Regions from separate parts of the Homo sapiens genome. Here region 1 is linked to region 2. The links are chromatin loops, found by intact Hi-C in ENCODE. Cell type or tissue: A673. All regions are shown on one strand.

Region 1 (8,000 bases), 730 kb after region 2:
ATTTCCTACATAGAAGTATTAATATGTCTTAATTTTAATAGAAAATGGACACAGCAAACCAATAACTGTATTTTTGAAATTAGAAATCAAAGTATTTTTTCTTTGTTTTACATTTTTGTCTTGGCAAAGTGAAATGATTCTGTAAGTGTGAATCAATGAAATATTAATTTGTCCTCATTTCAAGCAGACTAACATCAACTTAAAAACTTAGGTTGAGTGTCTTTAGCTAATATATTTTATTATAGTTAAATCTACTTAGCTTACAGTTGCTGCTTTACAGTAAAATTGATGGTACTCCAATAATTCATTCATAAATAACGTCAGTCAAAAATGTCTTCCTCCATAAATTTAGGATCATTTAGTACCAAAAATTCACTTACTTTAAAAAGGTATGACTTTTACTTTATATCTTGGCTGAAAGTAAAAAAGAAACAAACAAACATTGCTGTGGAGTTATGAGTGCCATTTCTGCTTTGAACTCCATATTTACTTTAACAATAAAATAGCAAATTGTTTAAGAATCAAAGAATATGTTTGCTCCAAGGAAATAGGCAGACCTAAACAGGGTAAAAAAAAAGGTTGAAATTTACTCACATTTTAAAGAGTATTTTAAAAAATTTACTATAGATAGAAACATTTTTAAATCATATAACAATTTCTACTGATAAGGAAACATGATCATTATTTTTTCTTGCTTCAATTCATATAGCTATATATTAGGTAGAATAAGATATTTTACAACAACTTTAGCTGGAGAGAAAACAACTTTATGTCAATTAAGTAATTCTGTGTAACAAGCTATCCAAAATTTATGTCTTAAATATACATTTTTGTCTTTAAAATTTTTAAGACATGCATTTCTAAGTTTTTATCTGAAAACCCATAAATCCAAACAATTGTACTACCAAAATGAATTAATATTGTTTGCTGTTACTGATATAAAGAGGTGAACATTAATATATAACTCAAAGCTCCATTTATTTTTATGTTCATTGCATTAATATAATTTGCTTCTGTCTCTATTCTCCTTGCAGCTCATGGATCAGCAGGTCTGTTTGGTTCAGCTGATCTGGTTGTCTTTTGCTGGTATTGACTAGGCTTGCTCATGCACATATAGGTGATTTATGGGCTCTGCCCTAAGCTAGTCTTGGCAAGAATACCTAAGCTGGGCAGTGTTGGTCCATGTGCCCTGGCATGTCCTTCTCACAGTGATGATGGAATTACAAGAAAGCAAACCTGAAATTAGCATAATGTCCCTTCCCCTTCATTCTACTGTCACAGCGATTCATGTACCACCACCAAAAGAAAAGGGGTGGGGAAATATGGTAACCTTCTTATTGAGAGGAACTACAAAGTCACATGACAAAAGGCTGAAGAATTAGACAAATCATGCATTCTGCTACATTTTTTCTTCTTTCTTCTATATTTTGAAGCAATGATTATTTTCCTCAAATTATAGCTACACATTTCACAAAAGAAAATAACCTTTTAAAATTTTCGAATTAGGTCAGAACTTCTCACTCTACAAACGGTACACAACTAAATGAGCTTAATAGTAGCACCCTAAAATTCTTCCAGACTTGTAAGGCAGCAGTAAGATAGCATTAAGGTAGTGATAACATTTCTATGATTTTTTTCACAGTAATCATGAAAAAATACTGAGTGCTACACTGCACAGTTTTATGAAAACTCATTTTTCCTGTTTAATTGGAAATTTGGAATTTTTAAGTGTTTATCTATAAATTTATAATTGTAAATAATTAAAGTCCTAAAAGGAATTAACGTATTAGTTATTCTGGTGTTGTCTACATGAAGAGAGGCCAGTGCTATTATTGTATACCTCAAAGCTCCATTTAATTCCATGTTTGTATGACAACCTGGTCTGCCTCTTTGCCTCTATATTCCCAAAGAATAGCATTCTCTATTGACAGTCACTTTGTGAAATAATAATGGTGTTCTGCTTAGATTATTAAAATAGCTAAATGAAAAATTAGGGAAAAGTTCCAATTATTATACCATGGAAATGACTTGATCTTTTTTTATATTCAGTACTGTATAAATACATAATGAATCTAGATTCATTTTTTAAAATTCAGTTCATGACTCTTTATATGCATTTACATTAGTAGATTTAGGTCAGCATTTCAAAATGTTTATAGAATGGAATGGAATGGAACAAAAAAGAAAATCAAATGCACTGCACACAGTCAACTAAGAAGTAAGAATTGTTTTCTGAAATTCTTGTTTAGTGTCTCTGTGTTGTGGGTCACAAAAATTTCACAACCAGTGATCTAGATTGTGATATCTTAGCACCGGTCTGAGAAATTCTCTGATCCACCTCTTTCTTCAAACCAGAAAAAGAAATTGTATAATTTAAATAAAAATGAACAGAAAATAAAATCTCACAAGTTTCCCTCATTTTAATTCTCCCCTTAGCATATGCCAATGACTATGAACTATGATTCCCTGTGCTGCCTAGTATTTCTAAAGCCTAATTAAATCTTTCCTTCTCTACTATTCTTTAGAACAGATCTTGGTATAGATAAGCATTTGTATAAAACATATTCATGGAGAAGATATCAGAATTTCAATGCTACCAAATTATTGGTAACTTGCCATATAGAAAGGTTAAAAGCATAACTCTTGTTTTATCTATATATTACCAAGTGGATTATAAAGCACAGGGTTTTGAATGGCCACCTGAAAGGCCACTCTGCTTACAGAGTAATGAAAAGGGGCATTCTCCAGGGACGTTCATTCAGACGACTGTTTGGTATAGTGGAAAGACCACAGGGCTAAGGATTAGTGAGTCCTGTTGCTGATCCCAGGTTTGCTACTTGTGTCTCAGTGTTCTAACCTATACAATGCAGATATAATACCACAATAACTAATAATAGGATCATTGTGACCCTCAAATCAAATAATCTATGAGAACATCTTTTGAAAACTCTGAAGATTTTAAAAATGAGTTGAAGATTACATAATGTTAGTATTGAATGTATTATGAAAGCAAGTAAATTGGAACAAACCTCTACTATCAACTGTGACTCAGAGTATCAGGTTCAACAAATAGCCTTTTTCCCTTAATCATCCTAACAGTGGTCATGAAGGGTCAGGCCAAATAGTGCTTTATGCTGGAGGAATAACTCCTTTCAAAGTAATCTGGAAATTTGAGATAGGGATTTCAAGAAACCAGATTGTTCTAAATGTACCTCTTGTTTAACTGCAAACACACACAAGAATTGCTTGATTACCATAGTTACTTTGGCAGATTAAAGAATATTAATTATTTAGACTTGAGAAGTTGTACTTGACAAGTAATTAACGTTATTTTAAAGATTCACATAATTTAATTTGAACTAAACAGTTTACTCTAGTTTGATTTAATATTCAGGTACAAATTGGATGTCCTAAATAAAAGGACTAGATTTATATTTCTTATGACTAAATCTGGCTTATAGTCGTATTAATTTTCATTTATTTACATTAGCCTTAAAATAATTTTTATAGGATATAATCATAATGATCTTGTATAGGACATCTCATAACGAGGGAACTGAGGAGACTCATCTCTCTGAAGGTAGAATTGCATCTGTGGCATAGCAGACAGGTAGAATGTTATAGTATGCTTCATAATTCCATGTATTCCATATCACTATGTGTATTAAAATCTGTAGATAATTGAATGTTTAAGATAATAGTATGTTTTAATGATACTACAGAATGCACAATGTCTTTTCTTTCAGTATATGCTAAATGCAAATTAGCAGTTATTACAAAGGTCATTCAAGAGCAAATGTTTCAAGTTCTAATATACTTAACATCTTTGAGAGGAAGGGTTTTACAGTGAAGCAATCTATTTTTGAGTTACAAGAGGGGAAGGTAAAGGAGTATATTTAAATAAGGAAGGTAGATGAGTGCAAGATGATTTTATAATAGAAATAAATTTGAGAGATATAGCTAAGTATAATTTTGCATTCTCCATGGCCCAGCCCTATTCTATGGTTAGATCCTTAGAGTTATATTTGAATCATTGATAAGACTTCGATTTTACAAAATTTGCCGCACTTTATATGTTACCTGTAGTTTACCTTTACTTTCCAGGCACTGAAGAAGGCACTACCTTATTAATATTTCAAATAAACTAAATGGTATTGTGTATATATATGTACATGTGTGTATTATAGATGTAAGTTATATAGGAGAATTCAATCTGCTATCTGAGATCTGAGATGCAGTGATTAAATCAAATTAAAGGTGAAACTGGAGGCTATTCACTCAAGTAATCTACCAGTAAGTGATACCAAATTAATTTTCTTTGCCTTTGATGAGACTCTGTGTTATGTTTTTGTGTGCATCAGTTTATATATTAGAGTTTGAGGGGAAGTGGAGCTCCAAATTTATGGTAACAGCAGTTTTCTTTAAAGCATATCAACAGAGATGAATTGGCAGAGTCTTCATTCACCATCTTTTATACAATATTGCCCTCTATGGGAATATTGTAAAATATTGAATATTTTAGCAGGGTGATAAGTATATTCTTTCATACACTCCTGTGTTCATCACATGATTTTTCTTTCCTCTTAATTTAATTACTTTGCTCTTTCCCACCCTCTAACAGGTATAAACAGCTGAGCTGACAAAAAAATTCATCATTGTTTTATTATATAGTAGGTTTAGAGTATCAGAATTCATTTTACTTTATTTATTTTACATTATATTTAATTATTTGTTTGGTTTTCTTTTGTAAAATATCTCTGTTTTCGGAGTACTATATTTTCATTTACTTCATATCATCTCATTTATGATAATTCCTTTTCAGAAAAGGGAAACACCAATTAAAGTTCTAAAATAAAATTATACTTAATATGGAAGACAAACAAATCATTTTACATAAAGGAATATTTAGAATTTACAGTGCCATTCTTCTGATTCTATAAATGCAAACCAAATTACAGTAATGTATAAAATATTTTCAATTCTTTAAAATATATGACAATATTTTTACTAAAATATTTTTATTCATGAATAATATTAGGAAGATTAAATGACATGGATTCTAAAAAGGAAAACTAATCTGGGTCTTCTTATCCATGGGGAAAATTGCTTTATAATGTATCTTTGCATCTTCCTTTTGAAATGAATTGTTGCTTCTATTTGTGACATACAGAACTGGTGCAACAGTTTCATTGAAAATATATTTGTAGGGGAAATGTTAATTTCTGGTTCCCTATTTTCTAGCTTTGGGTTGCCATCATTCGTTCATTCATTCATAAATTTATTTTTTTAAATGTCAGTAACTATGCCATGGCACTGCTCCAAGTATTAAGGATATAAGCCTCAAACAAACAAACAAAAACAAAAGAGATTATCTCTGTCCTCAAAGAATAAAGACTTCATTGCTAGCATTATGTGTGTGCCTACAAATCAGGCAACAATAGCAATATAATGCTGTGTACCCCATTGCTAGCTGGTTACAGAGGGCAACACTGGGTTTACAGGTCTTGGAATACAGCATGACTTAGAATTCACAAGTATTGCTTCTCAAGCTTAAGGAAACTTTCAGCCATTGTTGACTTGCTTTAGAACATCTCATGTTCTTATACCACTTCCTCACAACTTACCATCTCAACATGGTCCCCCAACACACACACACACACACACACACACGGCTTAAACCAAATAGGAGAAAGAGTGACAGCATCCAGTGAATTACCCCAGAGTGACGATAATTTACAGTGAGGCACTGAAGCTAACAGGACAGAAACTGATTTGCTAAGGCTTAGTAAAAAATTAAGATTTCCCATGCTGATCAGAGCATTAGCCAAATAGTTCATAAATGAGATGTCTTTCCCTGAAGGACTGGAGCAGGCGGAAAACAAATGATATTGGGATATTTAAAATACAAAAAATTTGGTAACAGATGAAAGAAAATATCCTATATGACAAAAAGAATTTTATCAAACTTATCACTGTGATGCTATGATTCTGGTCTGCAAGTAGCTTTCTCACTTTGAACATTTAGGACTTCAAATTAGAGAATGTAAAATGACTTGTAAGGCGTAAGTCAAAAGGAAATCACCATCAAACCCTAATAAAATTTGGCAAATGAAAATTCCAAAGAAAAGAGAAACAAAGAAAGAAACAAACTGAAACTACCTATCCTAGATAAAACTTATACAACCCCTATAAGGTATTTAAAGATCCTACTCTGATGAGACACTCCCGCTGGAGTTGGGGCCCAATTAATGCGCTTTATGAACTCTCCTCACCTTTGTGTACCCTCTAAAAGAGAAACTAACTGAAAATTCTCATAGCAAAGATCAGACCATGGAAAAATCATAAATTTAATTTTTACTGTCCTCCCCCACCTCACCCTGGGTCTCTCACTTGAGTGCTAACATTTTAGTGACAACAAAATTTCTTATGATGCAATGGTGTTTTGGCCAACAACTGCTATTTATTAAAAATCATGTTCCTTTAAGTAGTTGTCTGCCAAACTGGAATTGGACTGTTTAGTCTGTTTGTTCCCTCACTTGGCCTTTCAAGTTTTGCATCTTCAAAGGATTTATTTGAAGCATTAACATGCTGATTTCTCTCTTGCTACAACAATGCACTAGAGTGATACTGGCAAAAAGATTCTTTCTTCCAACCTGCTCTTCCTATTTTTTTCCCTTTTTCTAATAACTTGCTAACAAGAGATCCAGATGTGTAATAAGATAACATCTAAGTCTGTGACTGGGGTGTTTGTTATCCACGTAATGCTATTTGGCACTTACGATTTTTTTATCATGTATTATGATACCATTGAAGCAAAAGTGACTTTATGCAACTTCTTTCTCACATAAGTTCTTATCCTAACAATTGCTAGCAGAAGATTTTTTTCTCTTAATAAAAAGTTTTTGTATTAGTCACTCACAGCCCAATTAGAGGCTTCCCCTGCTCCCTGAAGGCATAAACTTTGAACGTAGAAGTTTCTTTTATTCATGCTTTTTCTTTTAAAAAAGAGTTATAGCCTTTCGTGTTGGTACAACAGGATAGTTGCTCATGTTAAAAAATAAAATTAAAAGAAAAGGATATAGACAGAAAGTGGTAGTGTGGTAATAGAATCTTGTATTTATAAGTTTTAGTAGTGAAGACTGTAAATTAAACTAAACGCATTCAATCAAAATTGTGAGAACTATAAATTTATTTGGTTGTGCTCATTCAAAATTATTTTTGCTCTAAAAGTAACAAAAAAGATGAAACTTGAAATGAATAAAAATGTACATTTAAAGATCTAAATATCTTCTGTTTATAGCCTGTATATGCATGTGAATAATTTTTTAAAAAGTAGAAATTATGAAGTACTTGGAATCTTGTTTTAGTATTTTCTGTGCAAACCTTTATTTATTTTAGAGGCAAGCATTTAAAACTTACCATTAGTAACAATTAGCAGAACAAAATGAGAAAGAAAATGATGAAAATTTTTGAAATTGTTAAATTTACCGAGTTTTTTTGAAGTTTTCTAAGATTTTTATTAGTAGATATTACTACCCTCTCATTTTCACTGTAATAAAGACTTGACATACAAACAAAAAAAAGACCTTCCTTTTAAAATAAACATCTTTTTTTCTTCTATTGAGTAAGTATATACAAAGATATATGTGTGTATTATAAAGAACAAAGCGTATATATGTATTTATAAATTAAATTGAAAGTATATTATGTTCTTAGATATATGTTATAAGTGTATATTATATAATGTTTTCAATGTTTTTCACTTTTAAAATTTCCAAATAATGCATATAACACATACACATTTCTTGAACTTCCAAGGAAACGCCACTGAAAATTTAAAAGGTAAATTCAAAGATAAATTCAGTTGAATGAAAAGGTTTTGTAGTGGGCAAATACTACTTTAACTTTTGCTGAGTCAAGAGAGCAACTGAATAAAAATATGTGGAGCTCTAAAAGTTTATTAGTTCAACAAGTTCAATTCAATTTTTTAAAAATCCATT
Region 2 (8,000 bases):
TGTAAATTGCTTTGGGCAGTATGGCCATTTTAATGATATTGATTCTTCTTGTCCATGAGCATGGGATGTCTTTCCATTTGTTTTTCTGATATCTTTGAGCAGTGCTTGTAATTTTTATCAAAGAGATCTTTCACTTTCCTGGTTAGCTTTATTCCTAGGTATTTTACTCTTTTTGAGGCAATTGTGAATGAGGTTGACTTCCTGATTTGGCTCTTGGCTTGGCTGTTATTGGTGTATAAGAATGCAAGTTATTTTTGTACACTGATTTTGTATCATAAAACATTGCTGAAGTTATTTGTCAGGTGAAGGAGCTTTGAGGAAGAGACTATGAGGTTTTCTACATATAGAATCATGTTGTCTGAAAACAGGGATAGTTTGACTTCCTCTCTTTTTATTTTGATGCCCTTTACTTCTTTTGTTAGCCTGATTGCTCTGACTACAACTTTCATACCATCTTAAATAGGAGTGGTGAGAGACAGCATCCTTGTCTTGTGCCAGTTTTCAGAGGAATGCTTTCTGGTTTTCTCCATTCAGTATGCTGTTGGCTGTGGGTTTATCATAGATGGCTCTTATTATTTTGAGGTGTGTTTCTTTAATAACTAGTTTATTGAGAGTTTTTTTTTAGATGAAGTCTTGCTCTGTTGCCCAGACTGCTATGCAGCAGCATGATCTCAGCAAACTGCAACATCCATCTCCCAGGTTCAAGCAATTCTCATGCCTCAGCCACCTAAGAAGCTGGAATTACCGGCATGTGCCACTACACCTGGCTAAGTTTTGTATTTTTAGTAGAGACGGCATTTTGCCATGTCGGCCAGGCTGGTTTTAAACTCCTGGCCTCAAGTGATCACCCCACCTTGGCCTCCAAAAGTTCTGGGATTACAGGCATGAGCCACCACACCTGGCCTACTGAGCACTTTTAATATGAAAGGTGTTGAATTTAATGAAAAGCCTTTTCTGCATCTATTGAAATAATCATGTCATTTTTGTCTTTAGTTATACTTATGTGATGAATCACATATATTGATCTGAGTATGTTGAACCAACCTTTCATTCTGGGGATGAAGCCTGCTTGATTGTAGTAGATTAGCTTTTTAATGTGATGCAGGGTTCAGTTTGAAAGTATTTTGTTGATGATTTTTGCACTGATGTTCATCAAGGATATTGGCATGAAGTTTTCTTTTTTCTGTTGTGTCTCTGCCAGGTGTGGTATCAGGATGATGCTGGCCTCATAGGATGAGTTGGGAATGGATCTCTCCTTCTCAATTTTTTGGAGTAGCTTTAGTAAGAATGGTAACAGCTCTTCTTTGTACATCTGGTAAAATTCATCTCTGAATCCATCAGGTCCTGGGCTTTTTCCTTCTTTTTTTCTTTTTTTTTAGTAGACTTTTACTGATTTAATTTCAGAGCTCATTATTGGTCTGTTCAGGTTATTGATTTATTCCTGGTTCAGTCTTGGGAGGCTGTGTTTCCAGGAACTTATTCTACTATTTTGGTCTTCTAGTTTGTGTGTAAGAGGTATTTCTATTTGTTTTTGATTATTATTTTTTATTTCTCTGGCGTCGGTAGTAACATTCTCTTTGGTATTTCTAATTATGTTTATTTGGATATTCTCTCTTTTCTTCTTTTTTTGTCTGCTAGCAGTCTATCTTATTAAGTTTTTCAAAAAACGAACTTGAGATTTGTTGATCTTTTGAATTGTATTTGTGTGTTGATTTCCTTCAGTTCAGCTCTAATTTTGGTTATTTCTTGTCTTCTGCTAGCTTTGGAGTTCATTTGTTCTTGCTTCTCTAATTATTTCAGTTGTGATGTTAAGTTGTTAATTGGAGATTTTTCTAAGTTTTTGATGTGGGCATTTAGTGCCATAAAATTTCTTATTAACGTTCCCTTAGCTGTGAACAAGATTGTTGTTGTATCCCTTGTTCTCATTAGCTTCTAATAACTTCTACATGTTGTATCTTTATTCTCATTAGTTTCAAATAACTTCTTCATTTCTGCCTTAATTTTATTATTCACCAAAAGTCATTCAGGAGTATGATGTTTAATTTCCATGTAATTGCATGGTTTTGAATGATTTTCTTAGTCTTGACCTCTATTTTTACTGTGCTGTGGTCTGAGTGTGTTTGGCATGATTTAGGTTCTTTTGCATTTGCTGAGAAATGTATTATGTTCAATTATGTGGTCGATTTGAAAGTATGTGTCATGTTGCGATGAGAAGAACATATATTTTGTTAGTTTTGGGTTGAGAGTTCTGGAGAGGTCTATCAGATCCATTTGGTTCAATGTTGAGTTCAGGTCCAGAATATCTTTGTTAATTTTCAGTCTCAATGATCTATCTAATACTGTCTGTCAGTGGAGTGTTGAAGTCTCCCACCATTATTGTATGGAAGTCTATGTCTCTTTGTGGGTCTGTAAGAACTTTTTTAATCAATCTGGGTGCTTTCGTGCTGAGTACATATATATTTAGGATAGTTAGTTCTTCCTGTTGAATTTATTCCCTTACCATTATGCATCTCCCTTCCTTTGTCTTTTTTTTTTTTAATCTCTGTTGATTTGAAATCTGTTTTGTCTGAAATTAGGATGGCAGCCTCTGCTTTTTTTCTGTTTTCATTTGCTTGGTGGATTTTTCTCCGTCCCTTTAGTTTTAGCCTATAGGTGTCATTATGTGTGAAATGGGTCTCTGGAAGACAGCTTACCATTGGGTCTTGCATTTTATCCAGGCTGCCACTGTGTGCCTTTTAAGTGGTACATTTAGCCCATATACATTCAAGGTTAGTATTGATATGTGTGGATTTGATCCTGTCATTGTGTTGTTAGCTGGTTATTTTGCTGGCTTCTTTGTGTGGTTGCTTTATTGTGTCATTGGTCTGTGTATTTAACTGTGTTTCTTTACCATCTATTAGCAGTCTGTCCTCTCCATATTTAGTGCACCTTTCAAAATCTCTTCTAAGTCAGGTCTGGTGGTAACAAACTCCCTCAACATTTGCTTATCTGAAAAGGATCTTATTTCTCCTTTGCTTAGGAAGCTTAGTTTGACTGGATATAAAATTTTTTGTTGAAGATTTTTTCTTTTAAGAATGTTGAATGCAGAACCCTGATCTCTTCTCGCTTCTAGCTTGTGAGGTTTCAGCAGAGAGATCTGCTGTTAACCTGATGCGGCTCCCCTTGTAGGTGACCTGACCTTTCTCTCTAGCTACCTTTAACATTCTTTCTTTCATTTAACCTTGGAACATCTGACAAATATGTGTCTTGTGGATGAACTTCTTATGTAGAATCTTGCAAAAGTTCTCTACATTTTCCAAAGTTGACTGTTGGCATCTCTAGAAAGGTTGGGAAATCTTTCATGGACGACATCCTAAAATATGTTTTCCAAGTTGTGTGCTTTCTACCCTCCCCGACCCTTTCAGGGATGCCAGTTATTTGTTTATTTGGCCTCTTTTCATAGTCCCATACTTTTAATAAATTTCGTTCATTTATTTTCATTCTTTTTTCTTTGTTTTTGTCTGACTGTCATATTTCAGAGAGCCAGTCTTCAAGTTCTGGTATTCTTTCCTCAGCTTGGTTTATTTTGCTGTTAATACTTGTTTTTGAATTGTGAAATTCTTGTGTTATTCAACTCTGTCAGATATGCTAGGTTCTTTTTTATACCAGCTGTTTCATCCTTTAACTCCTGTATTATTGCATTGTGATTCTTAGTTTCCTTGGATTACGTTTTGCCATTATCTTGAATCTTGATCATCTTTGCTCCAATTCATAGTTTGAATTCTATTTCTGTCACTTCAGACAGCTCAGCTTGGCTCAGAACTCTTGTTGGAGAACTGGCATGGTCATTTGGAGGACATATGACACTATGGCCATTTGAGTTACCAAAGTTTTGTGTTGGTTCTTTCTCATCTCTTCATGTGAGTGTTCCTTTAACTGCAGTTTAGACTGAGTACAGACAATATACTTCTTTTCTGAATGTTTTCACAGGGCCAAGGTTTTGTGCAGGGTCTTTATTTGAAGCTGAATTCTTGTCTTTGGTTTCAGAAGGGGGTATATTAATGAGATATTTTTGGTGTTGAGAAGCTTTGGGGTCTGATCCACTAGGTGGCGCTTAGGCACATTAGTCAGTTGGTAGACTCTTGCTTGGCTGTGGAGCTCTCTTATGTTTTCTAACAGTTGCAGCCAGGTTCTCGCTCAATGCTCTGAAAGTGTGAGCCGCCCTCCCCGTTGAGTTCTGGCTGTATATCGCAGCTTGGCACTCCTTGGCTGCCCATTGCAGCTCTGGGGCAATCTCAGTGTTTATGTTTCCTTCTCAACTTGGAGGCAGCAGAGGCAGGGACCTTAGTAGTGGTTGTGGGCAATGGTCTCTTGCTTGTTTCTTGGGGGCTCTACCTCAGAGAAATGCAAGTCAGCAATTTCTCAGTGCAGTCCAGAAGAGAAGGTCTGTGTGGGCCCAAGCCAGGAGTTCCATGTGTAGTGATGATCAGGATGGTGGGCAGGGGGAGGGGTAGGACCCATTAGAGACAGACTGGCCTTCTCTCCTTGGGTCCACTGCAGCTAGTTGGGGGTATGGATAAAGCACTTAGAGTCTTTGCTGCTTTGTTACTCCGAGGGTAGCAAATGCAGTCCCACTGCAATTGCAGTGGCAGAGAAGCTTTTAGTTGCCTCTAGGGGCTCTGTCCTGGGAGCTGCAGAGCTGCTACTGGCTCAATAGCTCTGACAAGGAATGACTGGAGGCCCAGGCCTGGAGGACCTGCCCAGTGAGAATATGTAGGAACAGGAACCCACATAACAGTCTGACCAATTTTCCACAGGGCTGCTGTGGTATGCTGGGGGCCTGCTCCAGTCCCTAATCACTTCAGATTTTCAAGTACCTAGAGATATCAACAGTGAAGACTTTGAAATAGTAAAAATGGCAGCCTGCCCCTCCTTTTGGGAGCTCCATCCCAGCAAGGTATGAACCTGTTGCCAGACTAAACACACCTGTCGAAGGTGGTTGAAGACCCCACCCAGTTAGGTCAGGTTAGGTGATCCCACCCAGTGAGGAGAAACAGGATCAGGGACCTGCTTTAAAAAGCACTGTAGCTGTGTTCTCATAGAGCAGTTGTGCTGTGCTGAGGGTTCACTTCAGCCCCTGGTCACCTTGGACACTCCAATGCCCAAAGGCCAGAATGGCTAAGTCCCCCAAACAGCAAAGATAGCAGCCTGCCCCTTTCTCTGGGACTTCCATCCCAGGGTGGTTTGAAACCTCTGTTGGCTAGAGACCACCGGTGAGGGTAGCTGGAGACTCTACTTGGGAGGTTTCACCCAGGAGGAGAAATAAGATTGGGAACATGCTTTAAAAAGCAGTCTGGTGACTTTTTCATACAGCAGCTGTGCTAGGATAGGGCCCACTCTAGCCCCAGGTCAGCTTAGACTCTCCAACGTTTGAAGGCTGAGACAGCTAAGTCAGCCAAACAGCAAATACAGTGGCTTACCCCCTCCCCCAGGGAACTCCATCTCAGGGAGGTGCAATGATGCTACTCGGGGCTGGCTGAATTTCAAACCAGTGGGTTTTATCTTGTGAGGTGCCATGGAATCAGGGCCTGCAGACTGTCGCTGCTCAGTCCCCTGGTTTTAGCCCTTTTCGTAGGGTTATGTATGGAGGTCTAACTTCCCACTTTGCCAGATTTTGCAGGTACTTTTGCTGGAAATCCCCAAAAAACTGAGTGTCTGAGGCTGCCCAGTCTCTGTGTATGTGTGTGTGCCTGAGCAGCTGCTCTGCTGAGACTGCAGGTAGCTGTGTGTGTCAGACTGAAAGCCCTGGTGGAATGGGTTCACAAGGGGATCTCCTGATCCTAGGGTTGCAAGGATCCATGGGAGAAGCATGGATTCCTGAAGTTGCACATTCACTCACTGCTTCTCTGGGTGGGGGAGGTTCCCCTGGTTCCATGCTGCTCCCAAGTGGGTCGTTATCCTGATTTTCTTCATTCTCCATGGGTTGAATTGCTTCCTTGATTAGTCCCAATGACTACTATATTGGGACTAATTTCCATTGAAGGTGCTATATTGACTCGCTGTTGAAGGTTCTATATTGACTCGCTCCTTTCGTTCCTCTCTATGAGAGCCACTAGCAGCTTCTCGTTGGTCATCTTGGGGACCTTCCATTGATTTTTATTAATATCTGCAATATATTGAGACTTGCATTCTAATACCAAGCCTAGACTTTAGTAGCACTTTAATAGTGCATGAACTTCAGGAAATTTCTATCTGTTCCCAAAGTTGAAAAATGGAATTTAACAACATTGCCCATTGTAGTGTAGAGACCTCACATGCATGCATGCACACACAAACATGCACACATACACACACACACACACATACATATTTAACCATTTTTTTTTCATTTTTTGGACAATGTTGTTAAACTGAGACATATTTACATTTTGGGGAGTTTATTTCAGTATTCAGTGATTCATAAATTGGGCAACATCAGACTGCAAGTGGTTTAGCACTTTGCTGGGGAAGAAGGTGGCAAGAGACAGACTTTTATAAGGTTTTCATGGAAGCAAGATAAATAAAACATGTTTGCTTAGCGTAGAAAATATCTAGTTAGGGTTTAATTGGAAGCTTGTGAGTGATAAAGTCTCTAGTTTTATTTTACTCTTTAGGCCATCTCAGCCTTAATAACCGAATATACATGTATTTTTAACAATGGTAAAACATGCTTTTGAATTATAAATTTTTAAAATTGGCTTAAAATGTATGTACTCATGTCCAATCATGATGGAGTTACATGTATTGGACTAAGTCTTCCAAAGAAAACAACTATAAAATTTGCATAACATGCATTAATACAAAACCATTATTTAAAGGCATTAAGAAAAAAGTACCATAGGTAGGACTTGAATGGAACCATAGCAGCAAATAACAGAAGATGAAAAATTTTAGTAGAGACCTAAAATCCTATGAAAGAGGTTAAGTAGGAGTTCTAAAAAAAAATCAATGTAATATAACTAAGATTAAGAATTTAAAAACTGGGTGTAGTAGTGAATTAGATACATCAGAATAGAGATTTATAAAACTGGAAGACAATTCAATACAGAAATATTTACACTTAAGTACAGAGAAAAGGAGAAAAAAGATAAAAATATAAGAACCAGCATAGGGAACATTAGACAACTGTGATACATTTATTTAGAGTTATAGTAAGAGAGGAGACAGATTGGGACAAAAACATAATTCAAAAATAATGATGGAGAATTTTATGATGAATTAAAATCTTCCAACCACATATTTAAGAAGTTTTATCAACACCAAGCGGAATGGAAACAAACTGAAGACACAACTGCTAAAAATTGGAGACAAAAATAAAAGTTTATAAACAGTCATTGAGTAACTGGGGTAAGGAATGGTGGTAAGACTTGAGAAGGAGCAACTTATGAGTTAACAGGAATTATAAAAAATAGAAAACAATAAAATGGCACAATTAAGTTTTCAAAAGGAAAACCAATCCAGATTTCAAAACTCATCATAAATATCATTCAAATGTAAAGATATATACCTATAAAGAAAAATATCTGATAGAATTTGTCACCAGCAATTTTTCAGACAAGAGTAAATTTGATGTAAATTAATAAGCCAAGCAAACATCGTATATTCTATAGGTTAGCCAATAAAAGTGTAGGATAATAATATGTAACTTAAAAATACTGTATATCTCTTAATTCTCTCTCTTAGATATCTTTTGTAATTTCAGAATCTACCTATTATACCTTGATTTATTTTCCTGTTTTTTTATATTACATTTTCCTGTGTTCTGTTTTCTGGCTATTTACCTGCTCTGTTTTAGTCACAAGTTTATTTCTAAGATTTGTCTACTTTGTTCTGCAGTTCATCCAATTAAATAAAATTTTCTTGTTTAAGTATGCAATTTAAGGAGTTTTGCAAAGTTATACACCTATGTTATTGGTGACACAAACAACATATAGAATATTTCCATCAATCTAAAAATTTTTGTTTTATTACTGATTAGTTCA

What was found. Hi-C counts contacts between places; a loop is a spot of excess contacts. Peaks named below come from ENCODE experiments on the same cell type or tissue, not always from the same donor. Only the 100,000 strongest peaks of a DNase experiment are listed, where the experiment ranks them.
Region 1: a loop joins it to region 2, with 5 times the contacts of the local background. A loop is called at or near these places in 2 of 110 quality-filtered maps.

Annotation. Positions count from the first base shown.
Region 1 is chr4:115,116,631-115,124,630 of GRCh38, reverse strand. No RefSeq gene overlaps it. Among named protein-coding and RNA genes, the nearest start is that of NDST4, 7.0 kb to the right of the region's middle. In A673, a CTCF peak has its summit at 4,494; DNase peaks (open chromatin) are centred at 4,470, 5,650 and 6,850; H3K4me3 peaks cover 2,408 bases; H3K27ac peaks cover 3,942 bases.
Region 2 is chr4:115,848,764-115,856,763 of GRCh38, reverse strand. No RefSeq gene overlaps it. Among named protein-coding and RNA genes, the nearest start is that of MIR1973, 450 kb to the left of the region's middle. In A673, a CTCF peak has its summit at 4,072 (motif pointing right); a DNase peak (open chromatin) is centred at 4,113.